Linked DNA regions of Homo sapiens: region 2 is linked to region 1. Evidence: read pairs that join two places in POLR2A ChIA-PET (ENCODE). Cell type or tissue: IMR-90. All regions are shown on one strand. Links, peaks and the distances in the headings refer to the core of each region. The heading gives the core; the rest is flanking DNA.

Region 1 (5,394 bases), core at 238-5,237:
CAAAAATTAGCCAGGCATGATGGCGGGTACTTGTAATCCCAGCTACTTGGTAGGCTGAGGTAGGAGAATCGCTTGAACCTGGGAGGCGGAGGTTGCAGTGAGCCGAGATTGCGCCATTGCACTCCAGTCTGGGCAAAAAGAGCGAAACTCTGTCTCAATAAAAATAAACTTGTAAAACAAATAAAGCCCTCTAATGGTTTCACATCATACTCAGAACAAATTCCAAACTCCTGCATGATCAGGCCCCTGTCAGTTTCTCTGAATTCATCTCTTACCTCCCCTGTCCAGCTCACTCAACTCTAGTCACACTGGACTTGCTGTTGTTCCCTAATCACAGAAGTTCTCTTCTATATTATGTTCTTTTTCTATATTATTTCCCCTGAGTAACATACTTTTCCTTTAGATTCTTGACCATCCTTGCTTCCTCATTTTCTTCTCACTGAACATCTCCTCTTTTGAGGGGCCATTTCTCACTATCCTGTTTATAAAAGAGCAGACCCTGTCTCCATCACCTTACCCTGATTAACTTCTTCATAGCATTTACCACTGTCTATCATTGTATATTTGTCATTGCTTGTCTACCTGGCCAGAACGTAGGCTGTAAGAGAGAGGATGTTGTCTCCTATCCCCAGCACCTAGAAAAGTGCCAGGCACTTAACAAGCCTTCAATCAATATTTGTTGAAGGAAACAAAGAACGTGAAGAATAAAAGAGACAAACATCTGTGAGACACCTGTTACCTCTTGCCTCCATCCAGATCTGGAGCCTTCTCAGATCTGATAGGTTAATCCTCCCAGCAGAGAAAACATTGCATATTCACCTGTTCAGCTAAAACAGAAATAAGCCACATTCAAATGCTAAAGAGGTAAAACAAACAAACAAACAAAAAAACGCACTTATTGCATATGGTCTCTAAAGCTCACTTTAAAATATATTTTTAACATTTTTCATTCTAAAGGCGATCTTCAGAATGCGGGTTCATCAGTTGGAAGGAAATTTGTACAATTAGATTTTCTCTAATTGATTATTTTCCTCACTGCTGCTTTTAGCCTCATATGTGATATCCTCAAAGGTGATTTTCTTCGAGCTCCTGCCAACATCCCCATATTTGTTTGCTAGGGCTACTGTAACAACAACAAAAAAGTATCACAGATTGGGTGGTTTAAACAAGAAAAATGTATTGATTCACACTTCTGGAGGCTAGGAATCTGAGATCAAGGTGTCAGCTGGGTTGGTTCCTTCGGAGGCTGTAAGGGAGAATCTGTTCCAAGCCGCTCCTAACTTCTGGTAGTTGCCGATGCATCCCCCGATCTCTGCCTTTACCTTCCCATGGCATTCTCCTTATCTGCTGGTCTGTGTTTGCATCCCAATTTCCCCTTTTTATAAGGATACCAGTCATATCGGATTAGAATCCACTCAATTGACCTCATCTTAACTTGTTTAAATCTACAAAGACTCTATTTCCAAATAAGGCCACATTCTAAGGAATGAGGGGTTAGGACTTCAACACATATTTTTGGTGAGGGGGGCACAATTCAGCTTATAACAATCTTTATCTATGCCTAGCCAATAATCACACTGAATGACAGGCAACGGCTCTCAGAACCATGGTCCACAGTATGTGTCATCCTGGCAATATATCTAGTAACCCAGTGAGGTCGATCATGTCAACCTCCAAAGAGAGGAGGCTGAGATGTCTATAAATATGGCCTCTATGTTCAAATGGCTGCTACAAGTGTGGAATGTTTGATATGGTTTGGGTCTGTGTCCCACCCAAATCTCATGTCAAATTGTAATCCCCAGTGTTGGAGGTGGGGCTTGGTGGGAGGTGATTGAATCATGGGAGCAGATTTCTCCTTTTGATGCTGTTCTTATGATAGAGTTCTCATGAGATCTGGTTGTTTAAGAGTGTGTGGCACCTCCCCCCTGCTCTCTCTTCCTTTTGCTCCAGCCATATGAAGTGCTGACTCCCCGTTTGCTTTCCACCATGATTGTAAGTTTCCTGAGGCCTCCCCAGAAGCCAACCAGATGCTGCCATGCTTCCTGTACAGCTTATGGAAACATGAGCCAATTAAACCTCTTTTCTTTATAAATTACCCAGTCTCAGGCATTTCTTTATAGCAAAGTCAGAATGGATTAATACAGTATTATTGAAATAAAAGTTCAAGTGCACTGGGATTATTTGGCCAATACATGTGTAAGCTATTGTCCCTTTATCCACCATGTGAGTTCCATTCCATTACCCAGTGTGACCTAAAAGCAAGAGCAAGAGTGAAAGTAAAGGAGAAAAAGAGTTCTAACAAATCTTAGCTTGATGTGCAAATGTTATAACCTTGATCTCTTTTCAAAACTTGTACCACCAGGTGACTGTTGATCATAAGTATGCATAGAGAGCTTACTAGTAATAACATGCACAGCATTCAAAGGATTCTTTGTATTGTTTCTTTGGATTCTATACTTGATCAGTTGCTCATCACTTATCTCTCTGCCTAAGGCATAGTAAATTGTCAGCGTCCATCCAAATGACTCAACTAATAACAAGCATCATGCTGGGCACAGTGAGATGACTCAGAGATGAAGCTGAGGATCAATCATGCTGTTCCCAAGGTCTGTGCTGGATAAATCAGCATTGGAAACCTAGATGCTGAGTATACCAGAGGTTTGATGAAAAATTATTTTAAACTTGCTGTATATTTGAAAATTTCTATAATAAAATGTTAAGAAAAAAAATCACATAAATCAGCTCCATGGGTTACTGATTTAGAATAAACAAACATGGTCTGTTAGTATTCATTCATCATAGAATATGATAAATGTTTAACTGTCCAGTTTTAACTGTCTTGATGATGTCTGGGTAAACAAAGCATCATCACTTCGTGGTTTGATATCTGTTACCTTATTTTTTTATTTTTTAAGACAAGGTCTCACTCTGTTGCCCAGGCTGGAGTGCAGTGGTGAGATCTTGGCTCACTGCAATCTCCACCTCCCAGGCTCAAGCAACCCTTGCAGGTATGGGCCACCATGCCCAGCTAATTTTTTTTTTTTTGCATTTTTTATAGAAACAAGGTTTCGCCATGTTGCCCAGGCTGGTCTCCAACTCCTGAACTCAAGCGATCCACCCTCCTCAGCCTCCCAAAGTGTTGGCACTACAGGCGTGAGCCACCACCTTGGCCTGTTCCCTTCTTTGAAATTATTGGGATGCAGGAAGAAGGCTTTTTGTTTTGTTTTATTTTGTTTGTTTAATTAATAGCTGCTAGATCCTACCAATCTATACATTTTTAAAAAACTAGCCTATCACTATTTTTAAATCCCCTCCTTTTATTTGTGCCCTGGTATGATGATAAGTTTGATAGCAAGGGTACCATAATATGGCACATAATAGTGCATTACTGCTCTGTGAGCTATCTTTTCCTCAGTCCTAAAGCAGAGTGGCTACGCAAGTAGTCTCTGGAGTCAGATTGCCTGGCTTATTAGAATTGCAGCTCAGTAGGACCTTGGGCAAATTGCTTAAGCTTTTCATGCCTTATTTCAAGTCCCTGCATCATATGACTGTTAGTGCCCAGAATAAAATGTAATCGGTTTAGCTGTCTCGCTCTAGAATCTTTATTTTATCAACCAACTGTCCTTCTCTCACTCTCCCTTTCTCTCACATCTCTATCTGTAGATCAACTCTTTCTTTATTTCTTGATCTTCCAAACCTCTTTCCCTCAGATCCACTTGTCAGGGACGTGCTGAGGGAAACAGGCTTCCTCCTGTCCTGCTAGTGACCCCTGAGTGGCTTTCATGGACCCCATTTTATTCCCTCTTCATTAGGAAAAAACAGCTTTTTTGGTTTCTGGAGCACCCTTAACATCCTGTTTAGGTCTCTCGACTTCACAAGTAACTTCTTTCTTTATCACCATGAGCTTTTCTTTACCTCCTGATCTTTTCTACAGTCAGGTCCCGGACTTCTGCAGTTCCTGGTCTATAGAGTCCCTTCAGATGTCAGATGAAACATTTAGTCAAATCTCTAACTTGACAAGCAATCAATGCACGAACATTTGTATTAGTGTCCATACGTTCAAGCCATCAGAAAGTGCACTCTACTTGGCTCCACAAAAGCAACACTTCAAGGCAACCATGATAATAATTAAAAAAAAAAACTTCATTAAACTACTGTATATGTAGACATGGGTTTTTAAATGCAAATTACAAAAAGTCTAACAATGTGTTTGTGACTCATATGTCAGTTAATGAAACAGTTAAAGGAAAACTCTAATGATACTGCATATTGTTATAATTTCTTATCTAATAGCCAAAGGAGGCAGACATGGAACACTTGACTGGGGGATTGATGGGGAGATGGACAACACAGAAAGGAACTTATAGTAATGAAGGAAGGGGCTTGTAGGCATTCCTCGGTTGAAGATAATGGTTTTCCTACTGTTTCCCTTAGAGACTTAAGCTGGGCTATGATGCCTCAGAAATGTATTATTATTATTGTTATTATTATTTTAGTAGAGATGGGGTTTCACCAAGTTGGTCAGGCTGGTCTCAAACTACTGACCTCAGGTGATCTATCCACCTTTGCCTCCCAAAGTGCTGGGATTATAGGCATGAGCCGCCGCACCTGGCCATATTATTAATATTAATAATAAAGTCCTGACAAAGAATTCTATTCATTTTTAGGAAATCATTTACAGAGGTAACTGATATTGTAGTCGTTGACCTTGTGCTCAAAATGCCCAATGTTCCTTTATGGATTTCTAAAACAGGAATCTGAGGACTGTCTACTCCATCAAGGATACCTGGGGTATACCTCTAAAACGCAGCTTCAAATTCAACAGGTGATTCTGATGCACCCTAGAGTTAGAGAGTCAATGCCTTTTGGATTTTGGGCCTGAATAGGGCCTATTGCCTATGTGAGAGTGCCATTCAGTAAAGTTGGAGTTGCTCAAGAAAATACAGTAGTCCCTTGGTATCAGTGAGGAAATTGGTTCTAGGGCCTCCTCCCAAACCAAAATCTGCAGATGCTCAAGTCCCTTATATAAAATGGCATAGTATTTGCATATAACATACACCATCCTCCAATACACTTTAAATAGTCTCTAGATTATACCTAATATAATGTAAATGCTATGTAAATAGTTTTCATATTTTTTATTTGTATTTTTTGTTGTATTGTTACTTTTTATTGTTGTTATTGTTTTTAAAATAGTTTTGATCTTTAGTTGGTTGAATCTTTGGATGCAAAACTTCTGGATACAGAGGGCTGACTATACTATTACAATGAGATGTTACACTTACATCAATAATGTTACTTAAACTTTTAGTTGTCTTATCATTTCTCAAAATCAACTTTTATAACTGTAGTGATTAATAAGATTAATTTTAAAAGGAGTTCTCTTAAAATATG
Region 2 (5,394 bases), core at 263-5,262, 130 kb after region 1:
TTAAAATAAGATATAAACAAAATTTTAAAGATAAAAGTATCACCAGAGATAAAGAGGGACATTCTATAATAATAAATTTGGCAATCCACTAGAAATACATAACAGTAATAAATGTTTATGTGCCTAATAACAGAACTTAAAAATACTGGAAACAAAAATTGCCATTTCTAAGTTATAATTAGAGATTTTAATGCCATTCTCCCAAAGATAAAAGAACAGCTAGACAAATTAAATCAGAAACACATAGCTCTTTACAAAATTATCAGCCATCTTGATCTACTCGATATTTATAGAATCCTACACCCAACATTTGAAAGAATACAAAAGATGCATTTTTTTCAAAAGCAATGTGGTATATTTGCCAAGATGGATAATATATTCAGCCATAAAACAAGTTTCAGTGAAGGATTCTAAAATAATGAAATCATACTTAGTATGCTCTTTGATCATGATGGGTTTAAATTTGAAACAAATAGAAACAAGATATCTAGGAAAACCCCAAACATTTGGAAATTAAACAACATCTCCTAAGTAACTAATGAGTTAAAGAAAAAAATTGCAAGAAGAAGTTAGGAAATATTTTGAACTGAGTGATAAAAATGCAACACACCAAAATTTGGGGGATGCAGCTAAAACAGTGATTGAGACAAATCTATAGGTAGATCTTTTTCTTTCTTCTTAGATCTTTTTCTTTTATGAAGAGGTATTAATTTATACATATGAGATGTATAAATTAAAGAAAAACAAAAATATCTAAAATCAATGATTGACATTTCAACCTTATGAAATTACAAAAAGAAGCACAAAAATTAAGCCCAAATAAGTAGAAGGGAGAAAATAATAAAGGTAGCAGAAATCAATGAAAGGAAAATTGGACAAGCAATAGAGACAGACAAAAACAAAAACTTGTTCTTTTAAAATGTTAATAAAATTCTTAAAACTCTAGCCAAAAGACACAAGTGCAAAATTACCAATATCAGAAAACGGGGCATCACTTCAGATTCTACAAACATTAAAAAGATCATAAGAGAATGCTACGTGTAGCTTTTGCCAACAAATTTGACAATTTAGATAAAATAGACAAATTTCTTAAGAAAAACAGATTACCAAATCAGAACCCCCCAAAATTAAGAACTTAAATATCCTTATATTAATTATAGAAACGCAGTTCATAATTAAGGAGCTTTGAACAGAGATAACTCCAGGCTCAGAGGTCTTCACCGGTGATTTTCATTAAATGTTTAAGAAATGAAATAGTTCAAAACAAACTCTTTCAGAAAACAAAGGAAGAGGGAATAATTAATTCGTTAAATGCAGCTAGCATTATCCTGATACTAAAACAAAAACATCACGAGAAATGACATTATGTTGATACACCAAATAAACATAAGTGGTAAATTCCCTATCAAAATTTTGGCAAATCAAATCCAGTAATACGTATAAAAAGGGCAACACATTAAACAAGTAGGGTTTAACAATGGAAAATAAATCAATGTATTTCACCACATTAACAGAGCAAAGACCAGAAAAATGATTATTTCAATTGACGTAGAAAAAAAAAGCATTTTATAAAAATTCAACACTCATTTATAATAGAAACTCTTAGCAAGGTAGCAAGGTAGGAATAAAAGGTGATTTTCTCCTAAATCTGATTTAAGAATACCTATGAATACTTAATGGATAACATTATGCTGAATATTGGAAGACAGAATACTTTCTCCTAAGATCAAAAATGAGGGAAAGATATCTACTTTTTACGGAGTTACTCAATATTTCACTGGAGTCTTCACCAATGTAATATACAAAAAAAGTAATAAAAAACATATAAACTGGAAAAGAAGTAAAATTCTATTTGTTTACATATAAAACGATTTTGTACATAGAAAATTTTAAAGAATCTACAAAAAGTTACTAGAACTAATAAGTGAATGCAAAATGGTAAGACACAAGGTCAATAAACAAAATTTATATTTCTGTAGACTAACAGTGAACAATTAGAAAACTTAAAAAAATTCCATTTATAATAGCATAAAAATACTTGGGGATTGTTACGGTCTGAATGTTTGTGTCCTCCTTCCCTGCCACAAATTTGTATGTTGAAACTTAATTTCCAATGCGACAGCGTTAAGAGGTGAGGCCTTGAGGAGGTGACTAGATCATGAGGGTGGAGCCCTTATGAATAGGACTAGTGTTCTTATAAAAGAGGCCCAAGAAAGCTTGTTTACCTCTTCCATTATGTAAGAATGCAGCAAGAAGTCACTGTCTACAAGGAACTAGACATTTCTGGCACCTTGATCTTGAACTTCCCAGCCTCCAGGAGTCTGAGAAATAAATTTCTGTGGTTTACAAGCTACTCAGTTTGTGGAATTTTGTGATAAGAGCCTAAATGGACTAAGACATGAATTTATCAAAAGATGGTAAGAACTTTACACTGAAAACCACAAAATCTTGCTGAGAAAAGCAAAAGCAGACATAAATATAGACATACATATTTGTGGATTAGAAGATTCAACATTGTTAAGACAGCAATTCTTCCTAAATTGATTTAAAGATTCAATGTTATACCAATAAAAATCCTAATAGGCTTGTTTGAAAAAATTAACAAGCTGCTTATGAAATTTACAAGGAGAACCAAAGGCAAAGAATAGCAATAATAATTTTTTAAATGAAGAACAAAGCTGGAGGACATAGCCGGGCATGGTGGCTTACGTCTGTAATCCCCACACTTTGAGAGGCCAAGGTAGGTGGATCATTTGAGGCCAGGAGTTTGAGACCAGCTTGGCCAACACGGTGAAACCCTGTCTCTATTAAAAATACAAAAATTAACCAAGTGTGGTGGCACACACCTGTAATCCCAGCTACTCAGGTGGCAGAGGCAGAAGAATTGCTTGAACCTGGAAGGCAGAGGCTGCAGTGAGCTGAGACTGTGCCACTGCACTCCAGTCTGGGGGACAGAGCGAGATTATCTCAAAAAAAAAAAAAAATCAAAATTAGAGGATATATATCTCCAAGTGGAAAAACATGAACTGTTTCTCCGCTGCTCACCCACCATAACAGTCAACACAGAAGACTTCTGTGGCCAAATATGTGATTTCTTCCCACCAACAAGCAAGCAATCAATTCTGCAGTGTACACCAGCTGGGTGTCCTCTAATTCAATTCAGTTCTAATACTACTTACCTGAAGGTAGCATCAGATCACACAGATTGAGAATTAGGTCCCTCAAGACTGAGTCCCATTTTCAATGCTAATCACACACCCCAGGTGTTTTACCTGTGCTTTTGACCCATCAAATAGAAATTGGAGTTCCCATCCTCCACCCCTTGGATTCAGTTAATTTTCTAGTGTGACTCAAAGAACTCAGGGAAATATTTGTTTATCAGTTTATTACAAAGGACATTACAAAGGATATAGATGAAGAGATGCATATGAAGTATGGAGGAGGGGGCATGGAGCTTCCATGCCCTCCCAGGAACCTCCACGTGTTCAGCTATCCAGAAGCTCTCTGAACACTGCCTTTTTGGGCTTTTACAGAGGTTTTATTACATAGGCATGATTGATTAAACTAAGCCATTGGTGATCAACTTAACTGTCAGCCCCTTTCTTTTCCCCAGAGGTTATGGGGTAGGCTGAAAGTCCCAATCCTATAATGATTTCTTGGTCTTTCTTGTAACCATCCCAATCCTATAATGATTTCTTGGTCTTGCCAGTGACCAGTCTCCATCTTGAAGCTACATAGGGGCTGTCAGTCATCAGTCAACTCATTAGTGTACAAAAGGACATCGCTTTGGAGATTCTAAAAATTTTAGGAGGAAATAGATCTGAAACCAAATAGATATTTCACATTATCACAATACGTAATTTCAGAAGTTATGATAAAACTACATTATTCAATACAGTGTGTTATTGGTATAAAGCTAGACAAATAGATGAATAGAACAGAATAGAAAATCTGGAAATAGACCCACACTTATATGATTGATTAGTTTGCAATAAAGGTGCCAAGTAATGCAGTGTGGGAGGGATAGTCTTTTACAAGTGCTGAAATAATTATACATCTCTATGGATTAATAAAAAATTAACCTTGACCCTTACCTCATACTGTAAGCAAAAAGTAACTCAAAATGAATCATAAACCTAAATAAAAAAAGCTAAGACAATAAAACTTATAGATAAAAACATAGGAGAAAGTCTTCGTGACATTCAGTTAATCAGAGTTTTCTTAAGGAGGACATGAAAAGCACTGATCGTAAGACAACATTGACAAAATGGACTTTTGCAAAATTAAAAGCCTATACTTTTAGAAAGATACAATGAAGAATGTAAAAAGGCAAGTTGTAGATGGAGAGAAAATATTTGCAAAGCATATGTCTGTCAAAGGGCTTGTGTCCAGGATCTATAAAAAAACTTACAATTCCATAGTAAGAAGGCAAGCACAATGAAAAATTTGGCAAAAAGATTTGAACAAACTCTTCACACAAGGAGACATACGGATGGCAAATAAGCATATGAAAACGTACTCAACATCTCTAGTCAACAGGGAAATGCAAATTAAAACCACAGCAAGATCCTACTACACACTCACTAGAATGACTAAGGTTAAAAAGACTGCTAGTATCAAGCGCTGGTGAGGAATGTGGAGTAACCCATACAGTTTAGTGGAAATGCAAAATGTTAACAGTCTTTTCTAGAAAGCTGACAACCCCAAATATTGGCAAACATTTAGGAGGGAACTACACCTCTCATTCATTGCTGGTGGAAGTATATAATGATACAGTCACTTTGGAGAACTGTTTGTTAGTTTTTAATAAAACTAAACATGTCAGGACTCAGCAATTCTACTCCTATGTATTTACCAAGAGAAACAAAAATATAGATCTACAAGAAGACTCGTACAAGAACATTTATAATCCTAAGCTGGGGAAAAAAGCCCAGATGTCCATTAACAGGAGAAGGGATAAACAGTGACATTCATACAAAAGAATATTGCGTGCCTGTATCAAAACATCTCATGTACCCCATAAATATATACATCTACTAGGTACCCCCAGAATTTTTTTAAATAAAAAAGGAAAAAAAAAAGAATACTACCCAGCCACAAAAAAATGAAGAACTACTCATACATACATATGGATGAATCTCACAGACTAATGCTGTATGAAGGTGAACACATGATTTCATTTACTGTATATGAAGTTTAAGAAAAGGCACCGTTAATATATTGTTATATAAATCAGAACAGTTGTTGTCTATGAAGGAACTCACCGGAAAAGGGTGCAAGGAAACTTTTTTGAAGCCATTGAACTATTCTGTCATGACAAGGCTGTTGGTTACATTGGTATATACATTTGTCAAAACTCATCAAACTGTACACTTAAGATATGTGTATAAATCT

The links. ChIA-PET counts read pairs that join two places held together with the same protein. Peaks named below come from ENCODE experiments on the same cell type or tissue, not always from the same donor. Only the 100,000 strongest peaks of a DNase experiment are listed, where the experiment ranks them.
Region 2: POLR2A ChIA-PET joins it to region 1 with 8 read pairs; 1 of 35 experiments calls an interaction of 5 or more read pairs at or near these places.

The regions. Positions count from the first base shown.
Region 1 is chr6:134,361,016-134,366,409 of GRCh38, forward strand. No RefSeq gene overlaps it. Among named protein-coding and RNA genes, the nearest start is that of SGK1, 46 kb to the left of the region's middle. In IMR-90, for the core only: no CTCF peak of the experiment used is centred there; a DNase peak (open chromatin) is centred at 2,546.
Region 2 is chr6:134,489,398-134,494,791 of GRCh38, forward strand. All of the region lies in intron 2 of LINC01010 (long intergenic non-protein coding RNA 1010), which reads left to right. Among named protein-coding and RNA genes, the nearest start is that of CT69, 13 kb to the left of the region's middle. In IMR-90, for the core only: no CTCF peak of the experiment used is centred there; a DNase peak (open chromatin) is centred at 2,334.